2 separate regions of the Homo sapiens genome follow, and region 1 is linked to region 2. The links are chromatin loops, found by intact Hi-C in ENCODE. Cell type or tissue: endothelial cell of umbilical vein. All regions are shown on one strand. Each heading gives the region's core, and the rest is flanking DNA. Links, peaks and the distances in the headings are about the cores only.

Region 1 (10,075 bases), core at 932-8,931, 690 kb before region 2:
TTTGTGGCTGTTTACCCACAATGAAAGAGTTCTAATAAAGATGTGCTGAAGTTGCAATATAGATTTTGCTGAAGTGATCACCTGTTTAATGACTTGCAGATCAATGTTTATATTTTATTTTAAAATTATAACAATTTAGAATTCTAGATATTCAGAAGTAAAATGCCTCTTTTTTTAATTTTTACAATGTAGAGGTATTTATTTGATTCCCTTTTAAATGTCTGTGTAATTCAATCTAGAGATTTGTTCCTTTTGTTTAGTCATAATTTTAACTTTCCATATGCATATGTATGCATATACTGTATATGCGTATATATGTGAGACAAAATGAAAACATTTTTTGAATTGTTTCAGGCAGCCCAATCGCTATAATTGCAGAAAATAATTAGAAAACCTTAGTAAAAGGTTTAGTAACTAATTGGATCCTGTGGTGAATCTGTGGAGGACAAGTTGTTCATTTGTTACAATTGTATAGTCTGAAATGTGTTCTGCAGTATTGGAATAAGCTGGTTACTTCTTACAATGGGCCCAGTGAAAAATAATCTGGCCCTAAGATGTTATCAGCAAACACTTAGACAGTTGCTCAGGGGGAGGAAAAAAAAAAAAAGCCTAAGGGAGAAGCAAGCTTACTGGAATAGATTTGAAACTGAAATGCTGAATACTTAATATTGGAAAATAGAAGGGGGTGGACTGTGGAGTGGAGAGAGGGAAAGAGAGAGAGAGAGGATCTTTATGGTGAAAAAATAATTACCACCAAAAAGAATGCATGAGAGAGAGAGACATAAGGTGAATGATAGAGAGAGAGAAAGGCCTAAGAAAAATATATAAGGGCCAGGAAAATTAAAAGAGCTGGAACCAAATATACACAAATGGGGAATGGACAAAAATAAGCCAAGACAGCTAGTTTAATTATCTCCTTTAAGCAATTAGACATGATTTTATTTTCTTAGTATAAAAACAGTTTCACCAGAGGTCCAAATTTTCTTGAAATTTAAGTTCTTCAGAATGAAGCATAAAAATATTTCACAAAAAATTATTGTGTTAAAAGTCAAATTTATGGCTGATATTAAAAATAGTAATAAAGTCCAAGTGAATGGTTTTATGCAAAGGAAATCCCCATTACACATTTTGAACCAAAATAGCTCAAAGAGAGACATGTGTCCAAGCTGAAAAAAAGGTGATGATTTATTGTTTGCTTTTGCCATGGATTTTATTTGTGGAATAAGAATGTATTATCACAGGGGAAACATAGAATTTTGCTTACCAAACGTTAAAAAGAAAGTTGAACTCTTGTGCTAAGGTAAAGGGGTATAGATATAGAAGAAAGTTTTCCTGCATGAGTATTTTTTTTGGCCACATTAAATAAGTATACTTATTTGTATTTATAAGTGTTTATTTGGGTGACAGATAAATAGAATTTTAATGGCAAACATCATACTTTGAAGTCAAGAGTAAAACTGATTTCTTTGAATTCATAGAAACGAAGTATTGGAGTGGGAGTTCTGCTTGGACCCATGTCCAAATTACATATAATGGATATGACTAGAAGTTTGTTAGGTGTACTAGACACGAAGGTGGATATATGGAGAGAGAACTTTGTAAAGGCTTCCTGAAGCCCAATATGAACATCTCATTTCCCTTGATCTATCTTATCATCCCTCAACTTATCTTCTCAAAAAACACATGACAGTCTGGCATGGCATATAATACATTTTTGCATCGAACGGGTTGTAATGTTGTGTTATTTGTTGTCTCCAACTTTGACCGTTAAAATTAGTTTATGTCAGAAATACACTTCAAAACTTTTGAGGATTATTTTCTTTCATATTATAATTGTTTTTAATAAGATGAAGGTTGTCCTTTGTGAAATTTTGGAACTGAAACTGATCACAACTTAAAACTTGAAATCCCAAATTAAAGTTTATTTCCAGGTTTAAAGTATTTTACTTGAATTTGTCTGTTGTAAAGTTAACAAAAAATATTAATATGTAAAACACTGAGAAAATGATGTAATTGAACTAGAGGAGTTAAAGTATTATTTCAAATATGTTTCTTCAGCCTGTTACAAAATTGGGAACCAAGTGAACATGAAGTCTAGAACTAACAAGGTTTAATACAAATATCCTTATGGTCATGGAAGCCTTCATGTAGTTTATGTGACTTGCATAAAATCAAAGGCAGAGAGGCAAAAATTTAGTCTCATAGTGTATTGATTTTAATATATATTTAAGTTGGTGCATATTTCACCCAAATACGTGGATAAATTCAATATATTTAGAAGTCTATAGAAGTGTAGTTTTTTAAAAAGTGTATTTTCTACAACATTGTTGAGGAATTTGCATGCACTGGGAAAATTTTGGTTTTGAGAAATTAATTTTATGAACAGCTAAAGTGGTTGGTTGTGTTTGAGACTAAAAGCCTGTTGGAGAATTAGACTAACAAAGGGTGAAGGTGAAGATCATTAGAGGTTTTAGAACTGGCTGAGATGGGTTGCTGGGGTTGTGTAACTGTGCCTAGAGGGCGGGGTTCCTGTACATTCCTACTTCACCAGATAACCTGCCCCCAACACCACTTCAGCTTCTGCCAGACAGATGGAACTCTCCAGCATGAAAATCTGCGCAGCCATTCCAACAAGCAGGGTAGGTGAAACTTGAATTAAAATTCTCCCCTCTTTATTTTTCTACTTAAGTCCAGATCCTGGAGATATGGAAAGAATAGAGGTCATCTAGATTCTCTCTTTTGGGCACACACGTCTGCATTCTTCCTAAGAGCTACCTACCTGTAAGAGTTAAAAGGTGCTAGAGATCTTTCCCAGTTAGTACTTCATGCTAGATTTTCTTTTGCGTGCATTTTTTTTTTTTTTTTAAGATTTCTTTTCTCTATACCAATCATTCCCCTTTTCTATTCTCCCTTCAGGGCCCTTTCCCCTCAATCACTAGCAGTTAAAATAACCCACCTCAGATTTTGGCTCCCAAAGGCACCCATTCCCCACCCTAGCGGTCAGTTCTAGGGACCTTATCCTGAGGATGTAGGCCAAGGGGGCTCCAGGCTGGCAAATAGATGATGTATTGTTATGTTTTGTGCCTCTTGTCTCCCTCCCGATTTCTACTGTGTTTTGTTTTTGTTTTTCCCCACCACCTAAGGCTCTGCCTGAGGTTGTCCGAAGGATGCCGAGGAAAAGGATATCAGGACTGGAATGGCTCTTACAGCAAGATCCGTAAGTGAAAGTGCTTTTCAGAGGGGAAGGGGTAGGGTAGGGAATATGTGTAACTGACTGCTTTGGACTGAGTTTTAACGCCTGACTTTGGGGTCCTGGCCTTAAGTGTTCATCTTTTCTTAGAAAATGTTAGCAGGCTCGCTACCAACAGACGTAGCTGAAAGGATGCATAATTTTTTTCCACGTTGACAGAAATCACGGTGAATCCCCAGGTCAAAAGGATGTAGACACGGCAAAGGAACATGGAGAGAAAACGAGAAAAAATTATACGGAGAAGGGGTAGTGGGAGACTGAAATAGGTCCTAAAGTGTAAATTAATTCATTTCGTGGAAATATGATTTCTGAGTCTTATGGTTGCTACAGGAACTTCCGGGACGTTCTTAACGCTCAAAGACAGGTTTATTAGCTATCCTTATTTCAGTTAAAGCTCTTTGCTCCAGAGCCAAGAACCTGCTTCTCTCTAAAGTTCTTCTTTGGATCGCCCTTCTCTATTTGCACACTAACATAGCCAACCTTCCCCAGAGCTGGCCCTCCGCCCCCAGCTCCTTGGCCTGGGTCACACCAGGGTCCCGGTCGGATTTAGCCGGGCTGCTCCGGGTCGGGTGAGGCACTGGGTGCGTGTGGGAGTCTTCTCTTCTGTCTCTTCGAAAGACTAGGGAAATGAACACCGTTCTGGGCTTGACTTTGTCCCTGCTGGGAATATCCCAGTTCCTGGCTTTGGAAATCTCAGGCAAATAATTGATTCTTAATGCACACTTAGGAGACGTCGGTAGTACGCTCGAGAGCCTCTCTGTCCCAGAGTGGCTGAGAGCACGCGCCAGACACAGGTTGGCTCGGCCCGAAGCGAATTTGGGACTCTCGTCGCGGTGTCCTATTAATTAGCTTTTCCCGGCGCCTCAGGGACTCCGGGGTGAAGATGGAGAGGTGGCATAATGGCGGGACTTGAAGTCGTTGTGGCAGGGACCTGGCAGCGTTGTTTTCTCGGGTTTTGAACCGGTGTGGAGAAGTAACTTCAGCTGCTGAGTTGGGGCCGCCCTGGCTGCGCGGTGGCGGAGGAGGAGAGGAGAAGCGCTCTCGGGACATTGCGGCGGCGATCCCCGCAGAGGGTGAAGCCGGGCGCTGCGCAGGGAGCAGCAACATGAGGGCGCTCTTGCCCAGGACAAGCAGAGCTGTACGTTTGGGTAGCTCATATTGGCTGATGCCAAGAAAAGTGACTTCAGAACCTTGGCTGGCGCGCTTCCCTACCTTTTCCCTTTCTTCTTAATCTTCTGTGTGCCACCACCTCCCCCCAACCTTTTTTCCCCTCCCAAAGTTGTTTCCTTTTGTTTACCCGGTGCGGTTTCAGATCTCAGCACTTCTCAGCTAGTAGATAAAATTATTTGCTCTGTAATGGACATCTCTTCTCCTCTCCACTTGTTACCCCACTCGCCCTTCGCTTTCTACCCCATTTTGCTTCTCTCTGCCCAAGCCTGTGGTCCAAGGTGCAGGGATCTCACAGGAAAACAGGTAGCCTCGGGGTGGGAATTCCCAGAGCACTGAAGGCGCCGGTTGTTGGCCAGAGGGAGGCCGGGACTCCGGTGGGCAGAGTACCCCGCGAGTGCGGAGATTTTCAGGCTGTAATCTTCAGTCTGGGAAAGGCGATGGGAAGGAAGGGCGATGCAGAATAGAGGTGGTCCACTTCTGACTCCCCCCTCACCCGCCCTCCCCTGCAAGTAAGACTCAATTTCTATGATTCAACACCGCCTTCACCAGCTCCTCTATCAAACCTTGAGGTAGGCAGACATTCTGAAAGTGTTGTGATCAGAAAAGGCATTTAAAATGATAACAAATAACTCACAAATTATGTTTGTGAGGGTGGGAGGGAAAATAAAATGCCCCATGTTTTTTTCGTGGTCTGTTGCTTAGCACATGTAATCTTTTTCCCTATCTTCGGTCCTATCTTCCCTATCTTGCAGAAAAGCCGCTAGGAGGAAAGCATGTTGGACATTTACAGATTTGAGATTCGTGTTGGAAAGAGAGGGAGTGTTTAATTAACAAACATATTTGGGTGTTCATTTTCGGCTTAGGTTGAATTTGCCTACTCCGCTGGCACTCCCAGAAACTGGAGTCCTCGCTTTCAACTTTATTCCTCCTCATCTCTTCCTATTGTCTCATTCTTTGAATCAATGCGTTTAAGGTGAAAACGTATCTTCCTGCGTAGACGTTTTTGATTCCGTTGATTGAGCACGAAGACTAAAATCTGTAATGGGGTTATGGAGACTTGTCTCTCAGTTCTTTCATTTTCTCATTGCTCTGAAATTTAATGACCTGATCATTGTTGTTTGAAGTTAAATTATCTGTTAAATTAGCCCTAAATAATAACTGATGATATTTTCCTTTTGGATTCGGTTGCCCTTGAATTCTTGGCCCTGGATGTGAGAGAAGTCTGAGAGAGTGTTTTGTGATACAATATTATAAAGACAATCAAAATCAATATTTGTGTGCCAGTGATATCACATAGGAAAAAATCCCTTTCAAAGTAGCTGAATTTCATAAAGAAGACATTCTTTTAAAGGCTTGTGCTTGAGAAGCCTGGATTCAAGAATGAATGTAAATAAGCATCTTTGTTGATGAAGAAAAAATATGAGCACTGTATTTTCATTACTCTCCAGAATCTAAATATTCAAACTCATCACATACTGGTGCTTGCTAATCTAAATCAATTCGGCCTTCCAGGGATACATATTCTCAAAAAGAAAATTTAACTTTTAGCAAAATCTAAAACATTGTTTCAGATGTGAATTTCTAGAAATCCAAAGTATATTTATTTCTTTGAGTCAGATACTAGTTTGTTTTGCAATCATTATATGAAACAATATTGAAACAATGCAGTTTTTGTTCTCCTTGCTTGCTTCATGGTGCTTCCATATACAAGTATAAGTGTGAGAGCTTCCATAGTGTACTGAGGAAATGACAACTTATTTTTTTTTAACAAAAGGCCCAAAGAATCTTTAAACCAAAATGTACTACAGTAGTTGAAAAAGATCTTTAAAAATAATAAGCACTATTGTGTGTTTTTCCTATTAAAATGTGCTGAATGAATAATTAGAGGCTGGGATAAAGGTTGAAAAATTCAGAGCAAGAATTAGGTGGTAATTTTATTATTTGATACTTTTACAATTTATATAATTAATGATGTCATTTTAAAGTTTGGCAAAGCTTTTGCAGAAAAAACAGTACTCCTCCCATCCCATCAGAAATACACTAGAAGGAATAAAGTACATTCAGGTAGAACTGGCAGAAAGAATTTTTTTTCCAGTAGTAGTAGTATTAGTGGAGTTGAAAAATATACTTTTAATTATACATTGCAAGCTCTGATTGCAGGTTAGAAAACTAAAATCGATCATTCCTACATCAATAGTGTTGTCTATTACTACATTGATTTGTGTTTATTTATGCAGAGACTTTCAGTTATTTACTTACATATTTCAGCATCTGCCTCTTGATTATTATCGTAGGTTGCTTTTAATGAAAGAGCTTATATAGGAAGCGAAACACACTTGACAGATCCATTTTAAGTAAACCTGATAGTGAATTATGGCAACCCAAGGAGATTATGAAATTACTTATTCATACTTGCTTTTTAGCAATTAGGAATCTGTTTCTGATTAAAACCTCATGCTGCTTGAAAACTTCCATTCTTTTCTTCATACATTGTATTGATGTGCTTCAATAAAATAGAAAAAGATGATTTTGTGATGTCAGATATAATAGAATGAAACTGCTAAATGAGCTTGGTTGTCTTTTTCCATTGGCATGATGAAGTTACCCTCATAACAATAAGCTGGCCATTGGGTTTATTAATGCTGTTTATGAAAAATCAAGTAGCAATCATTTGAATATAGACATGTGTTTTAAAACATCTATTAACTCTAAATTATGCCAGGGGTGCTTAGGCTGAATGAGACAATCTGGAGTTCTTGAGTATATAGTTTATATATATACTCATATTTTGTATTATTTAGCATTATGTGTGATTATAACTTACAAAGATAGACATTTCTCTTGAACTAATATCTCACAGGAATGTTATATATCAGAATTCATTTGAACAAATAGGAAAACTAAAGACCCCGTAATGTGCCTTTTATAAGCACAGAGCAACAGTGGGATATCGAGATGCGTTAATGTCTGTGCCTCTCTTATCACCATTACAATATATTGAAAGATAACTTTAAAATTGAGAGAAAAAAGTGACCTAATTTATTGAGGGCTATTTAATGCTCATGTTATAGGACTTTTATTGAAGTCTGGAGGAGTAATTCTTCCTTGTTAACAGTGTGGATACATTTAGCAAATACTGTTAACAGCCCTATTCTTCATCTTTTGCGCCAAGCAACCACCCCCAGTCCGTGCAGGAATATAACAATTTTTTTTTTTTTTAGAACGATAGGGCCTTGGGAGATGGAAAAGGAATTAATCTTCTCACCCTGGCGAGTTTTCCTGAAACTACTTATCCTTAGCGTCAGCGCTGTAAGAGGTGGAGCCGCTCAGTCCCGCGGGTGGCTGCAGACAGAAGGTGGGCGAGTCCTGGGACTTAAAAAGTTTTGCAGAAGGTTGAAAAGAGGAGCAGAGGGAGAGTTTTGAGTTTATTTATTTTATTTTCCTTTTTTTTTTTTTGTCTTGTGCCAAGCCCTTGAAGTTAACGTAGCGACGACGTGGTCCTTGTAGGACCAAGCATTCTTGGCATTCTGTCGAGATTGAGATTCCAGAGCATCGGATGAACGGGACTTATAGCTAAGGCGTACTCACCCACCCCTCCCTTCGTCTTTTTACGCACGCAGCAACTCGTCCTCACGTGCATAGGGGTAGTGGACAGTGTTGACTTGAATTGCTGTCCCTCGTTCCAAGCCTTTCCTGTGAATGAACCCGAAAACACTCGACAGGTCGTGAATAATCGTTTTAATGAGTGTGCAAAGCGTGCGACGGGGTGCACCGAGCTGTCGGGTTAAACAAACAACTTGTACCCTGACCAAATCCGATTGTTAAAGTGCAAAGTGATGTCAGTACCATTTCCATTGCCTTTCGGAAATCCACAGATCTGACACGCGGGAGTCCAATTTTCCCCATTAAAGAAAAATAACAATATTTTTCGACCGTGTATGTGATCTTCTTTAATATTAATCTGAGCCAAACAAAACCTCATTTGGAGAATCAGAGAATTAGTCGTGTCTCTCTCAAAGAACAAATTGGAAGAAAGGAATAAGGAGAAAGAAATCAGAACAAATATAAAATGTCTGAGGGATAATTTCTTCTTGATAGCTCACATATCACTGCTGATCAATGTTGTAAAAATCTTCCTTTTATATATTGCTTTATAGCTCACTAAAGGCAGATGTCAGGTTACTTGTATCCAAACAACTGGACTGGTAATTTAGTCTTGTACTAAGATGGAATTTGTAGACCTGTAAGGGCTTTTTCTATCAAATATTTAACGAAAATATTTGTTGTTTGTATATTAGCCTGTGAGAGAATAAAGGTATAAGTCGTTTGCACATTTGTGCTTTCAAAGAAAAGAGTTTGGAGGAAAGTAATGGAAAAGGAACCCTATTTGGCTATTATCTAAAATCATAACAAAAAAATACAAATGAGATTTTCACTGATTATACCCTCCCCCTTTTTTTGCAAAACTACACTGGAAAATATTTTCTTTCTCATTCAGTAAGAAGACTTATTTGAAATCAGTCACATGTTCTCCCTTCCTTTTTGATTCTTTTATCTTCTTTCATAATTCCAAATATTAAATATCACATGAAGATTATGAAAAAAACTTCAAAAGATTTTTATAAAATCTTTTACACATTCCCTCTAAAAAATCTGTGGAAAGAAGAAATGTGTAAAATATTTCCCCTACCAGCATTTTTTATATATTCACAATTCAAACAAAATGGCCATGATGCTTGGAAATCAGTATTCTAGTGCCACAGATCTAGCTTCTTCAACTCAGTAACAACATAGGGAGACCAAAGCTTATATTTTTGTTGGATTAAGTATTATATAGTACATATTTTCTATATGAAAGACAGAAAATATATGATTCCCTGCAATCTGCAAGGTTATTTGTTCTCTTTTAATTGTAATCCATTTGGAGAAATGAAATTTTAGGGATATAGTACACTTGAATGTGGAAGCTCAGCATTTACTCACTTAACTCCTATTGGCCATAATGTTATCTACATATCTGTGTCTGTCTGTTGTGACCATCTACTTCACATACAAATATGTCTATATACAACTGATAGCAATTAAGAGAGTTAATTCAACTAAAACATACAGCTGAGGTATTTGAAAGAGTAAGCAATTTTTTATGTAAGTCATTGTAGTTATGTTATTGTGGTTGCTAGTTTTTATACATCTGTCAATTTAGCACCAATTGGATAAAATGGAAGAGATTGAAATTCAATTTCCATCATCAAAACTTGGAAAAGACAACCAGGGTTTTAGGACAGTGTTTTTGTTTATTTTAACTGTTCTCTAGTAAATATCCGTATCAGATTATCAATTCAGAATATCCTTTATTTTGTAGGAAATTTAACAGAAAAATTAGTATTAAATCCTAGGGGCTTACAATTTTTAATTGTTTTAAATATTTTTGGGTAGGCAACAGACTGTGCAGTTTTTACCTAAACAGATTTCTTCTCTGTGGACTGGAGTTGAGGAATTTCAGGAGTCACTCAAAGAACTGCATCCATTTCTGCTTTAGATACACAAACAGCAAAGCTAGAGGGTATGTCTGTTTTTGTGTGTATATATGTAGTTAAAGAACTATGCTATCAAAACATTAATTATATTTGAAAGAGAACAGAGCATGTTGTGAAG
Region 2 (10,075 bases), core at 1,229-9,228:
GGCTTTCCCCAATTTGATGCCATTATATATGACATTAAATTATTGTGAAGCAACGACAATGAAAACCCAGATGATCAGAGGAGTCAAACAGAGCGGCTTAAATTAAAATATGTGTCTGCAAGTGTTTCAAGGCAAAGAAAAATTAGAGGGTAGGCAATTAAAAGGTTGTTTAGCACAGAAATGCTGATATACAGACAACTTTACAATAATATTTTTTCACAGTGGCTTTGCAGTTCTGCAGAAACAAGGCAGTGCTGCAGGTGTTTCTGGGTGGCATTTCAAAAACCACTAGCTATAAAACTTAAGACATGGGGATATGCAGCCCCTGATGCTGATGAATACATTTATTATGTTCAGTGCTGTCAGCAGCTGAAAAGCTATCCATCACATTGAAACAGCACAGAGTCAGGAGTCTCTTTTTGTGGAGAAATATTGAAGTCAGATTGTTGATGTCAAAAGTCAAAGTATAGTTCAGCTCTCTGTTTTATGAATCTGACTGAGACACATTGTGCCTGTGCGCAAACTGATATCTACCAGAGCTCATTTTAGCAAATGTGTGATTTAGAAGTCAAAAAAACATTCGTACAACCAAACTCATAGCAGGCAGAGGCTGTGGCGTGCATACATAGTTTTTACATTTTAATATGACACCGTGTGGTAGTGTTTATCATCTGAAATCTAAGCCATATCAACTTTCTAGCTATGATATTTAAGATCTGTGTACTTTCAAAAAAGTATTCACACAATAAAAGAATACATTAAAATATCGCCTCAATAGCAATGATATTGGCCTTGTTGGGCTTGGTTTTGCTTTTTTCTTCTGAATATCAAACCACAAAGAAATGGTGAATTCACTGTATTCGCAATTAAAAAAATAGACACTATTTAGGGCCAAAATTATATCAGAATTTAATGGCCACTGGGTTGCAGACACTACTTGAAGCCCCTTTTGTACACATCCACCTCATTACACTTCTGGACTTTTATTATGATATAACTTATAACGTCTGAACATAGATTTTATACATAGTCCTACGTTCCAGACATCCCCAATAGCCAAATGTTGCTGAATTCTTAGAAAACAAGAGTTAAATAGAATAAAAGAGCAAATTTTCTATCCTCAGCCCCCTCTTTTTTGTTTTGCTCCTCAGTTCACCTTATTTCGAAAGATATCCATCTTTTTCTTTCCACTGGAATTTTTTAAATTATTTTACAAAAAAAAAAGTGAATGAAATGAAAATGGTTTCGGTGGTACATATTCATTCCTATTTAACAGAATCTTTAAACTAACTTAGTAATAGATGACACAGCTTGGAAACTATTGTTTTATTTGATCAAATCTTGGGGATCAAAGTGTAGGTTTTGAGTGTATTTCTTTAAGCGAGGGCTTTGTGCCTCCGAGGTAGCATATGCTCAGAATGCTATTACACTTGCCAGCCTTCCTGCAAATTTGTGGTGTTTAACAAAAAACAAGCACATTTTTCAATTCAAGTCAGGAAGACGCTTTTATTTTTGCTGATTTCGCCTTCTTTTCTCTTTTCTAGCACAACCCTCAGGGCGCGTGATGTAATGGTCAGCACTTGCACATGGGAGCCAGAAAGCCTTTAATGAACTGCAAACTTTGTTCAATAAAAATGATTGTGTTCCAGCTTTTTTCTCCTTCCAAAGAAGAGAAAACATACAAATATCATGTAGAAAGCTTTAGGAATCGTAAAGACCTCAGTAGGTCTTAAAAGCATTATTTATTTTTAAAAGCAAGGAAAAAGAAGCAACACACACACACAAAAACAATAGCAGAGATTATTTTTATCCTAACTTGGTTCAATGACACCAGATGCAGAACAGGGCTCTATGGCCTGAAGGGTCACGAGTTTGAGTCAAAACTCAGCTTCAAGTTAATTGGCTGGTGTTTGGGGCTACACAAATTGAAGAGAGACATATTTGTTTCTGATGGGGAGAGGCAGGATCACTGTTCTTGAGTCTCTGCACCCCCTTGCTAGCTTGTCAGGAACTCTCTCTGGTGAATAAATATCTTCAAAGTTGATACCTCTAATCTTTCCTGATAATAAATAAATAAATAACAAGTGTAATCATGATGGATTCTGTTAAAGATTAAAAAGAACAAAACAAAACCAAAACGAGAGTGGAACTTTATTCCTTCCAGGTGCATATTCAAAAGCAATGTTCGTTAACTCTTGGTTTTGCCTATATTATCAAGCAAAAGTGCTGACATCCATATGCATTTAAATAAAAGTTGATATCATATCCTAATTTTTAATATTTTGGAATGGAATGTGCAATGTTAAACACTATAGTTACATGGCCAGACTTTTTTGCATCCTTTTTAATGATTTCTTTAAAAATCAATGGGAAACTTCCTTGGAATACTAGGCAGGATTATTTCCTTTTAAACTCTCTCCAGGTAGATATGTCAGGAATCATTTGAAATACTTATATGTCTGCTGGGGGAAAAAAATCGGCAAAAGAGAAAGAACCACCATATGGAATTCACTAAACAGTAAACCTCTTGTCCACCGAAATTACACCAGTCCCCACATATTAGGAAGACATTGCAGAGGCTGTGCTGTGTGCCTTCCAGGCAGAGCTCCATAGCCAGCAATTAGTCTATATAGTCAGAGGCCAAAAAACCTTATTGTCTTACTTGCTGTATAATTATCTGTTATGATGAACTGTGATTCTAAGGACTATTGTCTTTAAGCTTGGATCTGTGTGTAGAGTGGTTGTCTGGCTGAGACCCAAGAATGGACCTTCCTTTTAGTATCTCTGCCTGAGTGATTTCTCTGGTCTCTTCCTGGCTGGATAAAACAGAGACTGTTTCTGCATGATTTCTTGGGTTGATGAGAAGCAATTATGCTTTAAATGAAGTCATTCATGTCTGCCATTTTGTTTGCATATTTTCCAGTGTTCACCTGTTATTAAACCTGTCTTTAAACTGTAAGCTAGTTCCAAGTAGACTTTTGTGTCCAACACAGTTCGGTAATCAGAGGAAAACAAAATAGATAAAATGTTTTCTGCACAAATCACTCAAGCAAGAAATCTAATAAAGTGATTAAAATCTAAAATAGCATTTAAGAATTTCCTGGGAATTTTTATTTCTTTGAATTTCCCTCCCATTCCCTGTAAGAGGGCAATTGTCTCAGCAGTCAGTGTGAAAGTTACGCAACTTTGTCATCTGGTGGGAGAGAAGGAAAAGGCAGAGGAAGGAGGGAGTATTAATAAATCTTATTCCTATTGTCAGAATAGTTATTGTTGTTCATTATAACATGAAAATGACATATTGGCATATTCAATAAAAGGATTATTTGAACTACTTATCAAAAATTGATTATATCTCATAGGTCAATTTACTTAAAATATGAATTCAATAAAGATCATATAATGTAACCAGACATAATTATTAATTAAAGGTGTATTCTAATGAACTTACGACTACTAAAAAAAGAATATTTTTACATCAAGTCTTGTAAAACAGAAACATTCCACTTCACATCTTCTGGTCTTCAAACATCTGAAAAGCAAATGCCTAAACTAGCTTATCACACATTATTAGGTGAACTATAGCTTATAGCTACGAAAGTCACAAAACAAAGCATGAGAATATTATCAATTTATCTAAACAGATCTATGTTTTATTAAATGAAATTTTATTTAATAACTTTTTACTTTTTGCCTTTTGAAAGATTTTACATTTAGTGAGCTATTTATTAGCCATTCCTTCCTAAGAGGTATATTTTACAGATACAATTAGCTTTAAAAATAAGCCATAGTGGTTGAGCCAGAATGATTTACTGGATATTTTTAATAGTAAACACAAAATGGAATATTGTTAACCAAGTTGGAAATATATCGGACCCTATGATTACTTAAATTATTTCATGTAATTCTCCTTTTGGAAAAGAATCATTTTAAAATGGATATAAATAAAAAGTAATTGAACTTTAAAACAATTTCATTTTGCTCAACTTTTTTAAATTCCCAACTAACCACGTGAGTTTGATTTTTGAGTTTCAATGAAATAAGAGAAGGGTTACTGATCGTTTAAAAGTACTTCATTTATCACCACTGAACAGAAAGCATTTCCCCCCCTGAAGAGGTTTGTACTAAGGTGACCTCTGCTGTTTAAAAATAAGGTTTGCAAAAGGCAGTCCCTCTCGTAAGATATCCAATAATCCTAAATTACAAGGATAAAAGTGGATACTGCTGTGCTTAAAAGTATTTACTAAATTCATTACTGTTTCGATTATATACATGATTTTTAAGCATTTTTTCCTCATAGCTGGGAAATTTCCTCTGTCATTTTTACCTCCTTGCATTTTGCGTACAAATTCTGACTGACTGGGATCCCTGCCATTGCATTTTCTTCTCACTAAAGGGTTTTATCTGCTCCTGGTGGGGCAAAGTCATGACCCAGAAAAAAATTGATTCATGAATTCTCAGGGTGCAAGTAAAGAAGAGAGGAAATATGCCTTGGCTGAGCTCCGACTAGTGACAATTTAAAACCTGTAATTAGTCTGAATTCAAGCTGCAAAAGGAATCTGAATTAAAAATTCATTAATTCAAACTGATATATTAACTTGAACATACTAGATCCCTCATTATAAAGAGTCATTTTACAAGCTGTTGTGTTAACTGCTGGAACCTAAATTTTACTAATTTTAAAATTATTTAAAGGTGTTAGAAAGACCACCAGACTATATTGCATTGTGCCTTCTCTCTACCTTGAGAAACTCAAACTTTATTGGATTTGCTTGGTGTTAACACCTTAGCCCTAGGTTTCATTTCCATCTCCGTCCTAAATTTTGTGTTTGTAAATCTCCACTGTCCTGTGGAGCACACATTCTCTTACGAGTCCCCCGCTGATGTTTCCAAGACCCCAAGTCCCCTTTAGCTAACTCCCTGACATTTTCATGAACTACACTGCTGAAATGTTATACAGTAATTAAGGTTGATACTGGGGCACATTCAGTCTCCAGTACAAATTAAGATGGAAAAGATTATCATAATATTTTGCTAATCTGTTTGGTAGTTTAGAGTTGTTCCCTGTGGGGGACAAACAAAAAAGAAAGGTATTTCAGGGTTAGGCTTCAGAAGAAAGATCAACCAGGTAGTAATGATTGTTTTAAAATCACACGTATTTTAAACTTTTCTTCTGAAAATCTTTATGTGTTGACATATTGTTACTTAAGTTATAACTCCCTTGGGACCAGTGTGCAAGCTTGTCAAGCGAGTTAGTAGGCACTGTCAATGGATGGGCTCTTGAATTCAGACTAAAATTCTGTTATCATTGTGTGGAGTTCAAATCCAGGTACCACCAGCAGCTGGAGGCTCTCCAACTGTCAGTAGTGTCTGAAAAACACTAAGAGACTAAATAATTTAGATTACACTATACTGACCTGTATAATTGTTTAAATGAGTAATGCAGTCACCAACTGAAAGAGGTCAACCATCTGTAGAGGAAACACAGAATTTGGTTTCATTTCCAAACAAACTTTTGAAGAGCAAATTGTTTTTTCTGTGGGAGGTAGGGGAAAGTCTGAAGACAGATTAATGGCTTTTCCCGCTAAATAAAGGTTAAGGCTTCTGTCATTTCTAGAACGCAACTTCAATAGAAAAGAAGCAATAGGGCAGCTGGTCTCAACTGCCACATAATCAACATGCACAGGCACTGTTTTGAGTGGATTAAAAGGTAGGTGGCTTTGAAAATACAGTATTATTTCATTACATGTCATCATCATTCACTACATATATGTGTGAGTACATGTGTATATAAAAAGAAAAAACTTGGGTAAGACTAAATCCTTAAGTTAGAATAATCACATTTTTGCAGATAATGGCAAGTGGTTTGTTTTAAATGCCACCCTACCTAAATCTTTATCTCTAAAATATGGAGTTACTATAAGTCAGATTTTTGAGATGCATACATTTAGGTACCCAGTTTACTTTGAGGAAAAAAGTGCTTATTTTAACTAGATTAACACATACTGATCAAACTCTTAGTGTTCAGGCAGCTCACATTGAATTAAAGGCTGCCATAATTAAGTGCTCCTACCAACTTATTCTCCAGAACCATTACCTTCCAACGGGTTACTTGCCAGGCAAAGTGGTTTAATTATTGGATTTCTCCTGAGATCTCCTGTTCTCCTGCCACGGTACCATAACAGGCTTCTCTGATCTCTTTATGGTAAAACAAATTATAAAAGAAGAAAATGACAGAGAAGAAAGAGACTAAATTCTGTGTGCCTATGAGCTAACTATGAATTTAATGCAATGAATTAAAATATATCTATATTTTATATACATAAATATATATAAAATATATATAACAGAAATATATATACATAATATATAAATTTATATACAAAAATATATAAATATATTTAAAAATATAAAATAGATATATAAAATATATAAATATATAATATATAAAAATATATAATATATAATATATAAATATATAATATATAAAAATATATAATATATAATATATAAATATATAATATATAAAAATATATAAATATATAATATATAATATATAAAAATATATAAATATATATAAATAATATATCAATTTATATATAAATACATATAAAATATAAATATATATGTATCTTTGCTATTTGAGTTTATTTCCTACACATACACACATGTGCACACATACACGTTTCATCACAAATTGCTTGAGGTCACATGCAGATAATGTTTAGTAAATTCTTTTCTCAAATGTTTTTGAACACTTTGTCTATCCATCTAGCAAGAATGTTCTTCAAAATTCATCCTTGCATCATTATTCATCTGTTCTGAAGTAATAAAACTTTTTGTCATAATATTCAATGTATCAAGAAGATATTTACATTGCATACATAAAATCTTAAGCTATTAAAATGCTCTATGGTTGTAGTAATGCTCATCCAATAAATCTGCTTGTTTGGGCAATATCCACATATTGTTATCAAAATGTGATTTTGGTTGCTGCTGGTTGATAACAAATGCTAACTGGGAATGCATTATTTTTTAGAATAAATTTTCTGAGCGACTACTGAGGGCTTGGCACTGTGAAGTATGCAGAAATAAACAAAATATAGACACGACTCATGATTTGCTTATGATATAATATAGCCAGAATGTTAGAAGTTTCTGTGCCATACTGTCATGTTCTAACTTTCATAGGTAAGCACTGTCATGCATTTTTCTCTCTCTCTTTCCCTCTTCCATGCACATGCACGTGCGTGTGCACGCTCACACACACACACACACACACACACACACACACACACAAAGCTTTAAACATTCCTCACATGAGCCCAGTTAAATAAAGATGAAGAAAAGGAGCATGATTTCACAAAGTATTTCTTTGTACATGTTTGTGAGCCCTGAATGCCATCAGTATTCTCCTTTCTCACTTCACCTACCTCCCCAAAATTGAAAGTACAACGGGTGGTGAATGGTAAAATATGACACAGTTGATAGACATATTTCAAGTAAAAGGCAATATAATGGATAGCTCTGGTTCATAAAAAAAATTAGCACAGAATTAACAACTTAGTAGTGGATAAGAAAAGACAAAGTTCAAAAATTTTGTTCATTTTTCCAACAGGATGCATCAGTTACATTGACATAATCTTGATACACTAATGTCTACTTGTTTATCTTTGGGTTCAAACGTTTCTACATTACCTATCACAATATTTATCAGATAAAATGGAAATAAAAAATATCATTCCAGAATATAATTTCTCAAATTATTTGTTGAATTTCTAAACATTTTTCTGGTCTTAAGGCAAAAATCATAGTTTGCTTGAATACTGCAAATATGAAGTCCTTGCCTCATCCCAGTCACTGGACTAAGTGCCTGGGATGTAGCAGTGAATAAACAGTACATTCCCTGCTCTCATAGAGCTTACATATTAGCTATAAACTATGAAAGCTATTAAACCTTCTAAAAGGAGCAAAATAGCCCAATGTTTGAGGAAAAATAGAAAGCTCAGGTATCTAAATTATCTAGATCAGCACTGTCCAATGTGGCAGTCATTAGTCACTTGGGAAAATAGGGAGGTGATGGGGGTTTTCAGTAGAATACGATGTGATATTTTTCAAAGACCACTATGGCTTCTCTGTTGAGATTAGCACAATCAAGTTTATACCAGTTGTCTTGGAGTATACCCTTTCACTCTCAAAAGTGCCCCAGTATGAATGACAAATATATGGTCACCCTAAAGTACAAGACTATAAAAGTAATGCAGTAGGAGATTGATCCAGGTAGCTTGGATCATGGAGGTAGCAGTGAAATAAAGCATATTCTGCACAGGAGATGATACTTATCACATAATCCTACATTTCCTTTTTCTTAACTTGCATTTTATTTCTTGTGGTAAAATACATACAATAAAAAGTTTACCATTTTAACCATTTTTAAGTGTGCAGTTTAGTGTATTAAGTACATTCACATTCTTACACAACTATCATCACCATCCATCTTGGCAACTCTTTCTCCTAAAAAACTGAAACTCTATACTCATTAAACAATAATCTCCCATTACCTCTTCCTTAAGTACCTGACAACCACCATAAGACTATCTCTATGAATTTAACTAGGTATTTCATGTAAGTGGAATAATACAATATTAGTCCTTTGGTAACTGGATTATTTCACTTAGCATAACATCATCAAAGTTCAGGCATATTGTAGGGTGTGTCAGAATTTACTTTTTTTCAAGGCTGAATAGTATTTGATTATCTGTATATATCACACTTTATTTACCCATTAATCCATCAGTGACTATTTGGTTGCTTCCATCCTTTGGCTATTTCAAATAATGCTGCAATGAACATGGGTGTACAATAATCTTTTTGAGACCCTTCTTTCAATTATTTTAGGTATATATTCAGAAGCAGAATTGCTGGACTATATAGTAATTCTATTTTTAATTGTTTGAGGAACCATCATTTGTTTTCCACAGTTTGCTGCACCATTTTGTATCCCAGCAATAGTGCACACAGGTCCCAATTTCTCCACAGTGTCAACAGCTCTGGTGACTAGTTCCGTTCTGTGTGCTTCTTTGATATTAGTCAACCTAATGGGTGTGGAGTGGAATCCTGTGTTTCTTAAGCTACAATTTATATATCTAGAGTCAACATAGCTCATATTCCTAGAATGTCAAATTATTGCAAAATATGGTAAAACCTACTTTTGTATTAAAACAATAGAGTTTTTGGAATTAAATCCATTTTGCAAAAGAATTAATCACATATATTTGTTAAGATAAAAGTTTCCGTTTGAAAGCACAATAGCATAGCCCTTCCCTAAGTCTTCATGAAATGCTGGTTCATTCTTCTCTCTTGATTGAGGTGCTTGGGTGGAATAATTTGTAAAGCAGTGGAAAATCTGTTCTTACTAATACTCATACCAGATTATGTCTGCTAATATTTGAGTCTGTGGTTGACCAAATGCCTGACATATCAGATATGACTTCTATATATTCAAGTCCTATTACTGGAGGTAGGGAATGGCTGTCACACTAAGGGCTGATAACTATGGAAATTCACAAATAATCACAGAACTTTCATCTTTAATAACCCTTTCAGCCTAATATTTCCCCTATTCCTTCACCAAAGTAAGTAGTACATAATAATCTATCCAACTTTTTTTTAATTGAGAAACAGCATTGCAAAATAGTTAAGAGAATAGCCTCTGAAGTCAAACTACTGAAATTTTAATTTCAGCTCAAGTGCTTACTAGCTGGTGGTCTGGGTGACATCAGGCAACTTACTTATCCTCTCTGTAACTTAGTTACATCACCTTTAAGACATCAACACATGCAAAACACTTTGAAAAAGACTTCAACAACTGTTTGACATATTATTACTATTTAAATTACATTAAGCATACATTCAGCCACAATAATAAATATACTATTTCTGATTAATTAGTATTAATATTCTCTATAGTTATGAATATCTATTATATCCACCAACAGGTCACTCTGTAAGTAAACAAAGGTAAACATAAAACGAATTCACAGAGGAAAATCTTCAGGTTTGTAGGTTAAAAACTTTG

The links. A loop is a pair of places that touch in the nucleus more often than their neighbours do. Peaks named below come from ENCODE experiments on the same cell type or tissue, not always from the same donor. Only the 100,000 strongest peaks of a DNase experiment are listed, where the experiment ranks them.
Region 1: a loop joins it to region 2, with 3 times the contacts of the local background. A loop is called at or near these places in 1 of 110 quality-filtered maps.

What each region holds. Positions count from the first base shown.
Region 1 is chr14:28,770,217-28,780,291 of GRCh38, forward strand. LINC01551 (long intergenic non-protein coding RNA 1551) reads left to right here and starts at 2,488. Exons shown (of 3, transcript NR_026731.1): 1 at 2,488-2,639; 2 at 3,144-3,217. It overlaps FOXG1 (forkhead box G1), which reads left to right. Exons shown (of 1, transcript NM_005249.5): 1 at 1-61. RefSeq lists an enhancer at 4,075-4,574. In endothelial cell of umbilical vein, for the core only: a CTCF peak has its summit at 4,365; no DNase peak of the experiment used is centred there; H3K27me3 peaks cover 4,621 bases.
Region 2 is chr14:29,459,795-29,469,869 of GRCh38, forward strand. No RefSeq gene overlaps it. Among named protein-coding and RNA genes, the nearest start is that of LINC02326, 400 kb to the left of the region's middle. In endothelial cell of umbilical vein, for the core only: no CTCF peak of the experiment used is centred there; a DNase peak (open chromatin) is centred at 5,497.